2 separate regions of the Homo sapiens genome follow, and region 1 is linked to region 2. A link is a loop called in an ENCODE intact Hi-C map of the cell type or tissue named here. Cell type or tissue: PC-3. All regions are shown on one strand. Each heading gives the region's core, and the rest is flanking DNA. Links, peaks and the distances in the headings are about the cores only. Region 1 overlaps DLG2 (discs large MAGUK scaffold protein 2). Region 2 overlaps DLG2 (discs large MAGUK scaffold protein 2).

Region 1 (5,382 bases), core at 147-5,146, 190 kb before region 2:
GTTTCTAGTTCTGGCTATTCAGAATAAATCTACTATCAGTAGTCATATACAGGTTTCTGTGTGAATATAGGTTTTCATTTACCTGGGATAAATAACCAGGAGTGCAATTTCTGGGTTGTATGGTCATTGCATGTTTAGTTGTCAAAGAAACAGCAGCGAAACTAAAACTTTAGTTCTTCATGGAACTTTCCAGTTTTCTTTTTAGATTCTCATTAGCAATGTTAAGTGATCTAGTTTCTCTGCATTCTTTCCAGCATTTAGTGCTGTCGCTACTTCTTATTTTATGAATTTTAATAGGTATGTGGTGGTATCTCATCATGGTTTTAATTTGCATTTCTCTAAGGGCTGATGTCTTAGTCCATTCCTGCTGCTATAACAAAATGCTTTAGGCTGGATAATGTCTATATAATACACATTTATTTCTCGTAGTTTTGAAGCTGGGAATTCCAAGAGCATGGTATCAGCAGATTTGGTGTCCGATGAAGGCTCATTTTCTGTTTTATGGTGATTTGCTGCATTCTTGCATGGCAGAAAAGCAAAAAGGGGCCAAACAGACTCCCTTAAGCCCTTTTATAGGGGCACTAATCTCATTCATGAGGGCTTTGCCTTTGTGATGTAATCACCTCTAAAGGCCCTACCTCTTAATGCATTGCACTGGGGATTAAGTTTCAAAATGAATTTAAGAGGGCTACAAACATTCAAAGCATAGCAGATGATGAACGTCTTTATGTGCTGATATTTCATCATTACATTCTCTTTTTGATAAAATACCTGTTGAAGTCACTGGCCTATTTTTAAATTGGGCTTTTTCATTGCTGTTGAGTTGTGGAGTTCTTCACATATCGTGGATACAAGTCCTTTGTTGGATATATAATTCGTACTCTTGTCCTGTAGCTTTCATCTTCTTAATCGGGTCTTTCAAGGAGCAAAATTTTCTAGTTTTTAAGAAGTCTAATTTGTTAATTTTTCTTTTTATGGATTGTAATTTTGGTTTTAAGTCTAAGAATTTTTTGCCTAATGCTAGGTTTAGATGTCCAATTGCTCCAGCACCATTTGTAGAAAAGTCTTATCTTTCTTCTTTGAATTGCTTCCTTCACTGGATCGTTTTTTACCTTTGTCAAAAATCAATTATACTTATTCATGTAAGTCTATTTCTATAAGGGGTTTCCATTCTGTTCAATTAATCTATGTATCTGTCCCTGTACCAACATCACACAGTCTTGATTACTCTAGCTATGTAGTAAATCTTGAATGAACTCAGGGTAGAATGAGTCTTCCTACATTCTTTTTTCAATTTGTTTTAGATATTCTAGCTCCTTTGCCTTTCCATATAATTTAAAAAATAACCTTGTCTGTATCCACAAAGCCAAAAAGTCTTGCTGAGATTTTGATAGTAATTGTATTAAATCTTTATCAGTTTGGGGAGATGTGCTATGTTGAGTTTTCCAATCCATGGAATGGTATACCTTTCCATTTATTTAGAACTTATGGCCAGTCATGGTGGCTCATGCCTGTAATCCCGGCACTTTGGGAGGCCAAGGTGGGTGGATCGCCTGAGGTCAAGAGTTTGAGACCACCCCGGCCAACATGGTGAAACCCCATCTCTACTAAAAATATAAAAATTAGCCGGGCGTGGTGGCAGATGCCTATAATCCCAGCTACTCAGGAGGCTGAGACAGGAGAATTGCTTGAACCTGGGGGTCAGAGGTTGCAGTGAGCTGAGATTACACCACTCCACTCCAGCTTGGGCAAAAGAGCGAAACTCCATCTCAAAAAAAGAACTTCTTTTATTTATTTCATTTGTGTGTGTAGTCTTTAGAATACAAGTCCTGTATATGTTTTGTTATACTATTTCATTTTTTTGAGCAGTTGTAAATAGTGTATTTTTAATTTTTGTGTCTGCATGTTCATTGCTAATATGTGGAGTTCTAATTTTTTTTATGTTTATCTTGTATCCTCTGACCTTGCCGAACTCATTAGTTCTAGGAGTTTTTATACACTAGGATTTTCCTATGTAGAAATTGATGTCATCTACAAATAAGGAGAATTTTCTTTCTTTCTTTCTGATCTGTATTCTTTATTATTATTTTTGTTTCCATAGGTTGTTGGGGAAAAGGTGATGTCTGGTTACGTGAGTAAGTTCTGTAGTGGTGATTTGTGAGATTTTGGTGCACCCATCACCTGAGAAGTATATATTACACCCAATTTGTAATCTTTTATCCCTCACTCCCTTCCCATCCTTTCCCCACTGAGTTCTCAAAGTTCATTGTGTCATTCTTATGCCTTTGCATCCTCATAGCTTAGGTCCCACTTATGAGCGAGCATACGATGTTTGGTTTTCCATTCCTGAGTTACTTCACTTAGAAAAATAGTCTCCAATCTCATCCAGGTTGCTGCGAAAGCCATTAATTCATTTCTTTTTATGGCTGAGTAGCATTCCATCATATATGTAATATATATAATATCAGTTTCTTTAGGCACTCATTGATTTATGGGCATATACATTGGTTCCACATTTTTGCAATTGCAAATTTTGCTGCTATAAATATGCATATGCAAGTATCTTTTTCATATAACGACTTCTTTTCCTCTGGGTAGATAGCCAGTAGTGGGATCGCTGGATCAAATGGTAGTTCTGCATTTAGTTCTCCATAGTGTAGTGTTAGTTTACATTCCCACTAGAAGTGTAGAAGTGTTCCCTGTTCACTGCATCCACACCAACATCTGTTTTTATTTTTTGATTATGGCCATTCTTGCAGGAGTAAGGTGGTATCAAATTGTGTTTTTGGTGTGCATTTCCCTGATCATTAGTGACGTTGAGCATTTTTTCCTACGTTTCTTGGCCATTTTTATATCTTCTTTTGAGAATTGTCTATTCATGTTTGTTTTTTCTTGCTCATTTGTTTGAGTTCATTGTAGATTCTGGATATTAGTCCTTTGCCAGATGTATAGATTGTGAAGATTTTTCTGCCACTCTGTGAGTTATATGTTTACTCTGCTGACCATTCCTTTTGCCATGCAAAAACTCTTTGTTTAATTAAGTCCCAGCTATTTATCTTTGTTTTTATTGCATTTGCTTTTGGGTTCTTGGTCATGAAATCCTTGCATAAGCCAATGCCCAGAAGGGATTTTCCAATGTTATCATCGAGAATTTTTATAGTTTCAGGTCTCACATTTAAGTCCTTGATCCATCTTGAGTTGATTTTTCTATAAGGTGAGATATGAGGATCCAGTTTCATTCTCTTACATGTGGCTTGCCAATTATCCCAGCACTGTTTGTTGAATAGGGTGTCTTTTCCCCACTTTATGTTTTTGTTTGCTTTGTCAAAGATCAGTTGGTTGTAAGTATTTGAGTTTATTTTTGAGTTCTGTATTCTGTTCCATTCGTCTATGTGCCTATTTTTATACCAGAACCATGCTGTTTTGGTGACTATGGCCTTAAAGTATAGTTTGAAATCAGGTAATGTGATGCCTCCAGATTTGTTCTTTTTGCTTAGTCTTGCTTTGGCTATGCAGGCTCTTTTTTGCTTCCATATTAATTTTAAATTTTTTTTTCTAATTCTGTGAGGAATGATGATGTTATTTTGATGGTAATTTTGTTGAATTTGTAGATTACTTTTGACAGTATGGTCATTTGTCATTTTCACAATATTGATTCTACCTAATCATGAGCATGGGATGTGTTTCCATTTGTTGGTGTTGTCTGTGATTTCTTTCAGCAGTGTTTTGTAGTTTATCTTGCTAGAGGTCTTTCACCTCCTTGGTTAGGTATATTCCTAAGTATTTTAATTTTTCGCAGCTATTGTAAAGGGGGTTGAGTTCTTGATTTGATTCTCCACTTGGTCGCTGTTGGTGTACAGAAGTGCTACTGATATGTGTAAATTAATTTTGTGTCCAGAAACTTTGCTGAAATCTTTTATCAGTTCTAGGAGCTTTCTGGAGGAGGCCTTAAGGTTTTCTAAGTAAATAATCATATCATCAGCAAACAGCAACAGTTTGACTTCCTCTTTACTAATTTGGATGCTCTGTATTTCTTTCTCTTTTCTGATTGCTCTGGCTAGGACTTCCAGTACTGTGTTGAAGAGGAGTGATTAGAGCAGGCATCCTTGTCTTGTTCTAGTTCTCAGAGGAAATGCTTTCAACTTTTCTCCATTCAGTATTATGTTGGCCATGGGTTTGTCATAGATGGCTTTTATTACACTGAGATATGTCCCTTGTATGCTGATTTTGCTGAGAGTTTTAATTATAAAAATACGCTGAATTTTGTCAAATGCTTTTTCCGCATCTATTGAGATGATCATGTGATTTTTGTTTTTAATTCTTTTTATGTGGTGTATCACATTGGACGTAACCATCCCTGGATCCCTGGTATGAAACCCACTTGATCATGGTGGATTATCTTTTTGATGTGTTGTTGGATTCGATTAGCTAGTATTGTGTTAAGGATTTTAGCATCTATGTTCATCAGGGATATTGGTCTGTAGTCTTCTTTTTTGGTTATGTCCTTTCCTGGTTTTGGTATTAGGGTGATACTGGCTTCATAGAGGATCCCCTCTTTCTCTATCTTGTGGAATAGTGTCAATAGGGTTGGTACCAATTCTTCTTTGATTGTCTGTCAGGATTCTGCTGTGAATCCATCTGGTCCTGGAGTTTTTTAAATTACCATTTCAATCTCGCTGCTTGTTGTTTTTCTGTTCAGGGTATCTAGTTCTTCCCGATTTAAGCTAGGAAGGTTGTATGTTTCCAGGAATTTATCCATCTCTAGGTTTTCTAGTTTATGTGCCTAAAGGTGTTCGTAGGGGCCTTGAATGATCTTTTGTAACTCTGTGGTGTCAGTTGTAATATCTCTCATTTCATTTGTAATTGGGCTTATTAGGATTTTTATCTCTTCTTTTCTTGGTTAATCTTGCTAATGGTCTATCAATTTTAGTTATCTTCTCTTCATCTTTTTTTTTTTTTTTTTTTTTTTTTTTGAGACGGAGTCTTGCTCCGTTGCCCAGGCTGGAGTGCAATGGTGCAATCGTGGCACACTGCAGCCTTCGTGTCCCGGATTCAAGTGATTCTCCTGCCCCACCCTCCTGAGCAGCTGGGGTTACAGGCACCCGCCATCATGCCCTGCTAATTTTTGTATTTTTGTAGAGATCGGGTTTCATCATGTTGGCCAGGCTGGTCTTGAAATCCTGACCTCAAGTGATCCGCCCAACTTGGCCTCCCAAGTGCTGGGATTACAGGCATGAGCCACCTTGATGGGCCTATTTATCTTTTCAAAGAACCTGCTTTTTGTTTCATTTATCTTTTGCTTTAATTTTGTTTCAGTTTCATTTAGTTCTGCTCGGATCTTGGTTATTTCCTTTCTTCTGCTGGGTTTGTGTTTGGTTTGTT
Region 2 (5,382 bases), core at 318-5,317:
TAAAATGCATTTTTAAAAGTAGTTTGAGTATATCATGTCATTTAATTCTCACATCTACCACTTTTATATGCATGCTTTTCTGTACCTGTGTGATCATTTAGTTATCTATCAGGCTCTGTTCTAGGAAATACTAGACATAAAGCAGAACAGGATAGCCTAGGTCTCTGTTCTCATGAAGAAGTCAGAAAGCAACATTTCAGATAGAGAAACATGCCTTAAGGACAATAAAAACTTAAGATGTGGCAGAGAATGCTTGAGGTAGTAAGGACTCCTTTATGGGCTAGTCGAGGCAGACCTGTGCAACATAGTCATTTGTCAAACATCAATGCTTTTGATGATTACTCGTAACTTTAAATGTAAAACCTAAAGGCACATTTATATCCTCAAAAAGGCAAGCTTTTGCTTTCTATTGGAATCATAGTTTCATTTCAGATATTTCATAGGGTAGTCATGTAGTGTAAGGTGTAAAATGTTAGAACCCTGAGTCTAAATCACTGCCTGCCCATGTGCTCTTTGTGGAGGATTGTGCTTATCAGAAATATATAACTTACTGCGTTTTCAGGGCCCTCATATCAAAGTCCAAGTAAACATATAATTGACAGTATTAGAGAATTAATTTTTCTAGTGTTTAATCTCTCTATTCATAGTCTCCTATTTTTGTAAAGAAGAAAACAAAACAGCTTTCATTAAAGAAGACACAGAATAGCTCCCTAAGTGATAAATTGATTGGATGGTTGTTGGGTTTTAATAGAGAATATACATTCAACTTCACAATTATTGGTTACTGTTAAAAATAAGATCAGCACTAGCTATTTATTGAGCATCTACAATATATTCTACACTGCATTATATTCTTTATGTATATTTCATTTTATCTTTACAATTTTGTTGGACAAGAGTTGATTCATATCTCCACTTAGAAACAAGGAAAAAGGGCCGGGCGCTGTGGCTTATGCCAGTAAACACAGAACTTTGGGAGGCCGAGGCGGGCAGATCACGAGGGTCAGGAGATTGAGGCAATCCTGGCTAACACTGTGAAACCCGTCTCTACCAAAAATACAAAAAATTAGCCAGGTGTGGTGGTACGTGCCTGTTGTCCCAGCTACTTAGGTGGCTGAGGGAGGAGAATCGCTTGAACCCGGGAGGTGGAGGTTGCAGTGAGCCGAGATCGCGCCTCTGTACTCCAGCCTGGTGACACAGCTAGGCTCTGCCTCATAAAAGAAAGAAAGAAAAGAAAAGATGAGGAAAAAGAAACAAAGAGCGTAAATTGCTTTTTTCTACTTTCATCCCCCCTAACACAGAACAATTCCTCTGCTCATCTCTGGCCTTTTTTCAGTGCCTAGAGGGCTTACCACTATTGACTGCACCACCCAGAGTTTTTTTTTTTTTTTTTGCTGACTTGTTTCTGGTTGTCTAATTGGGTTTGGCCAAAGGGTGATTCCTGCAAGAGATCAGAAGAGAAGAGAAGAAAAATACCAGGGTATTTATTTTCTGCCATAGTAGTGACTGGGGTTGGTCACTCCATAACCGTAGCTCCTGTCAGTCAACACTTCTTCCAAGGCTCCTCTTCTCATCAGACTGTAACTCCCTATTTCTTCTCTCTTGCCCTAATCCTTAGGGATAGTAAAGGTTTCTTGCTGCTGCTGCTGCTGCTGCTGCTGCTGCTGGGTTCCGGAGTGCTTCATTATTCCTTGTTAATTCCCCTAACCTATCATACCTCCCTTTATTACATTATCTTTGGAATTCCATCTTTCCTATTATTCCTATTTCCTATCCATAATTTCCTATTATTTTCTTTGAGGACCCTATGGACACAGAGAGATTATGCAGTTAAATTGCACAATTAGTACATGAGAAACCTAGAATTCTAGCCTAGAATCCCCAGGCTGCCTGATTCCAAAGCTCATGCTTTTTTTTTTTTGCTTTTTTTTTTTAACTAAAAGTAAGCTGTGCTTCCCAATCCCTAAAACATTAAATGATCACCTAAATTATGGAAAGAGTTAATGACTTACCTAAAATGAGCATTATAAACTTAAAAAGTAATTTTTAAACTGGTCAGTTTTTTAGAAATGTGCCCTGTACAGATGCAGAAGCAGAAAACCAGCACAAACAGATGTAACAAAGAACGTGGGAAATTCTTTTGATGTGTTCTCAATACCAAATTTGTCCCCAATTAGAAACCTTTCTAATCATTATGGATGTTCAATGTAGTAGTTTTGTTTTAATTAAACTTTATTGGATCTGTAATCATTATAATGTAGTTTAAAGGCTTTGGCCATTTAAGACTTTAAGTATTTTATGGTTATGTCTTATGATGATCACAACACCTCTTTTCACTGCAGACATTAATATGATTGACCCTGGCTCCCATGATTTGCTTTCATCTGGGGGACACAGCTCCCATCACGGTCAATTATCTCACAGTAATTCCAGCGACAAAAGCAACTTTTTCTCAATTAAGCAATTATTTTTTAGACGGAGTCTCACTCTGTCTCCCAGGGTGGAGTGCAGTGGTGCATCTCCGCTCACTGCAAGCGCCCTTCACGCCATTCTCCTGCCTCAGCCTCCTGCGTAGCTGGGACTACAGGCGCCCGCCACCACACCCGGCTAGTTTTTCGTATTTTTTTAGTAGAGACGGGGTTTCACAGTGTTAGCCAGGATGGTCTTGATCTCCTGACCTCGTGATCCGCCCGCCTCGGCCTCAAAGTGCTAGGAATACAGGCGTGAGTCATGGCGCCTGGCCTCAATTAAACAATTTTCTAATAACCTTCTTGGACTGGAGAATATAGCATGGCACATACTAATATGGCTGCTTTTGTTGAAATTGCTGCTGTATGTGGGTAACTCATACATACTGTGAAGTTTTTCCTGAGATTGAACAATTTAAACAAATTAATATCACAAAGCCAATTTTATATTTGAGACACTTGGAGGATGAATTAAGATCGACTCCTATTCCTGGCCTCATGCTTGGTGCAGATAAGACAAACTTGCACATAAAATCCAGTTCTCCCTGCTGCTCCCCAGGCTTGCTCAGCTGAGATGCTCAGAATTCCTGCAAAGTACATATTAAGAACACTACACCCCCATGTGGTGGCAAAAATATTCCTGGGAAATCATGGATTTTATAAATCATGTTATTTGTAAATTTTCTAGTCCCTCTGAACATGTCATTAAACTTGTAAAACTGTAGACTCGTAAAAATAACTTTAAAAAATATTCTGTGCATAAAATTGTTAAAATCCGTTTGTCAAATCTAACTTTTTTCTTGGCTTAATATAGTCATATCAACTAGAGAAAAGAGAAGGAAACCATAAATTAGACAAACAGCAGGTGTCCAAAGTCTTTTTATTTACTCATCAAAATAATATTTTATGCCTTATCAAAGGTGATAGAAAAATATGATCAACTGTGAATCAGAAGACATGGTTTCTAGATGCCTTGGCCTTCTTCTTGTCAGTTATTTGGCCTTGGACATTGTTTTTAGCTTCAGCATCCTTATCTGCAAAACAAGGGCATGATTTCTATTTTAATTTGTCATTTTAAAAAATGTCAAGTATAGAGTAATATTTTGTTAAATTATGCTTTAAATCCTCTTAATTATACCATGCAATTTCCAGCTAGAAAATGTTAAACTGTACAACCAGCTAATTAAAAATTTCAGAGGCTCTGTATGCTGCATTTTGAAACACTATCTTTAAAATTATTTTTACATGCATGCTGTGTATTTTAAAACTAAAATGATATACAAACACCTATAAATTTATATTTATAGGAAATATATGTAAAGAATGGAGAGAAAGGGAGAGCAATGCCTGAGTCAGCTGTGTTCTCTTCTAAAATTTCTCTAGCTCTTTTATGTTGCTGTGTATTGGGTCTTACTCTCTTGTTCAATTTTGTACATACAGATTTTTAAAATTTTAGTCTCCACTCAACTTAGGGTAAAACCTGATCCTTTGATATCCATAATGCATTCACCCCATCAGACTAGATGGTTTGGTATTACTTGGCTCTTTTATTGATGCCCCATTTATTCTATAGAGGTATTTTGAGAATCAGACAAGATGTGAGAAAGAGCTTCTCATAAAGCATATGCAAATGGAAAGTATTATTATTAATATTCAGCTAGACACTGGTTCCAGGACATTATTTATTACTGTTACTGCTTTAAAATAGAAAAACAAATGAAAACACTTAGAGACCAAAGTTAGAAAGCAGGAGGGTGGGAATAGAACAGAGAAGGCTACTCAGGAAATAACTACCTCTTGAATATTTCCTGGACGCCTTTGGATTTAACACTTTACAGTGCCGTTTGACAAGTAAAATTGAGAAGTTTAAAAAAAAATTATGAAGAAGAAGAGAGTCTCAAAATTATCTTTCCTCTAGACGTAAGAAATTGATAGAGGATTACAAATAAAGCCTTGAGTGTGGAGAAAGACAGCAGAAAAGAAGCCTCCACTGATTGTCCTCGTAAGAGGAACACCAAATTTTAACAGCTGTCTACATACAAAAATGCACCTTCATAAGAATAAAAAATCAGGTGAGCAATCACAATACCTGGTTTTAATTTTATATTACTGAAAGAGGCACTGAAGAGGCTGGGAAAGACACCCCTCTTCCACCCCTCTTCCAACCTCCGGCAGCAGCTGCATGGTGCCAAGAGAGAATCTGTGCACTTGGGGGAGGAAGAGCACAGCAGCTGGAGGGATTTGCATTGAACTCAGTGCTGCCCAGTCCCACAGAGAAAGCATCTGGACCAGAACAGCAAGAGAGGAAGAGCCCTTCCCAGCATTTAGAATTTGAATTTCTTAGCAAGGCTCGCCACCATGAGATAAAGTGCTCTGGGATCATAAATGAACTTGAAAGGCAGTCTGGGACACAAGGACTGTAATTCTTAGGCAAGCCTTGAGGCCGTTGTGGGCCTAGAGCCAGTGGACTGGGGCAATGTGTGACCTAGTGAGACACCAGATGGGATGGCTCAGGGAGTACTTGTGCCATCCTCGCCTCCAGGCAGTGCAGCTTCTAGCAATGAAAGTGACTCCTTTCCTCTGCTTGAGAAGAGGAGAAGAGTAAAGAGGACGTTGTCTTGCATCTTGGATACCAGCTTAGGCACACTAGGATGGGGTGACAGGCAGCTAGCCCCCATACCAGGCCCGAGCTCCCAGACAACATTTCTAGACACATTCTGGGCCAGAAGGGAACCCACCTGCCTTGAAGGGAAGGATGTAGTCCTGGCAGTATATGTCACCTGATGGCTAAAGTGCCCTTGGGCCCTGAATAACCAACAGTAATAGCCAGGTAGTATGCTTTGGGCCTTAGGTTGGACTGAGATGTGCTGGCCTCAGGGACCAGCTTGGCTACAGTAGGATAGAACACCAAGCA

What was found. Hi-C counts contacts between places; a loop is a spot of excess contacts. Peaks named below come from ENCODE experiments on the same cell type or tissue, not always from the same donor. Only the 100,000 strongest peaks of a DNase experiment are listed, where the experiment ranks them.
Region 1: it touches region 2 in a loop (5-fold over the local background); 8 of 110 quality-filtered maps call a loop at or near these places.

What each region holds. Positions count from the first base shown.
Region 1 is chr11:84,985,583-84,990,964 of GRCh38, reverse strand. All of the region lies in intron 6 of DLG2 (discs large MAGUK scaffold protein 2), which reads left to right. Among named protein-coding and RNA genes, the nearest start is that of DLG2, 640 kb to the left of the region's middle. In PC-3, for the core only: no CTCF peak of the experiment used is centred there; a DNase peak (open chromatin) is centred at 3,074; H3K27ac peaks cover 1,165 bases.
Region 2 is chr11:84,798,651-84,804,032 of GRCh38, reverse strand. All of the region lies in intron 6 of DLG2 (discs large MAGUK scaffold protein 2), which reads left to right. It overlaps LOC124902727 (a long non-coding RNA gene), which reads right to left. Exons shown (of 4, transcript NR_189147.1): 4 at 3,330-3,502. Among named protein-coding and RNA genes, the nearest start is that of DLG2, 830 kb to the left of the region's middle. In PC-3, for the core only: a CTCF peak has its summit at 3,084; a DNase peak (open chromatin) is centred at 3,062.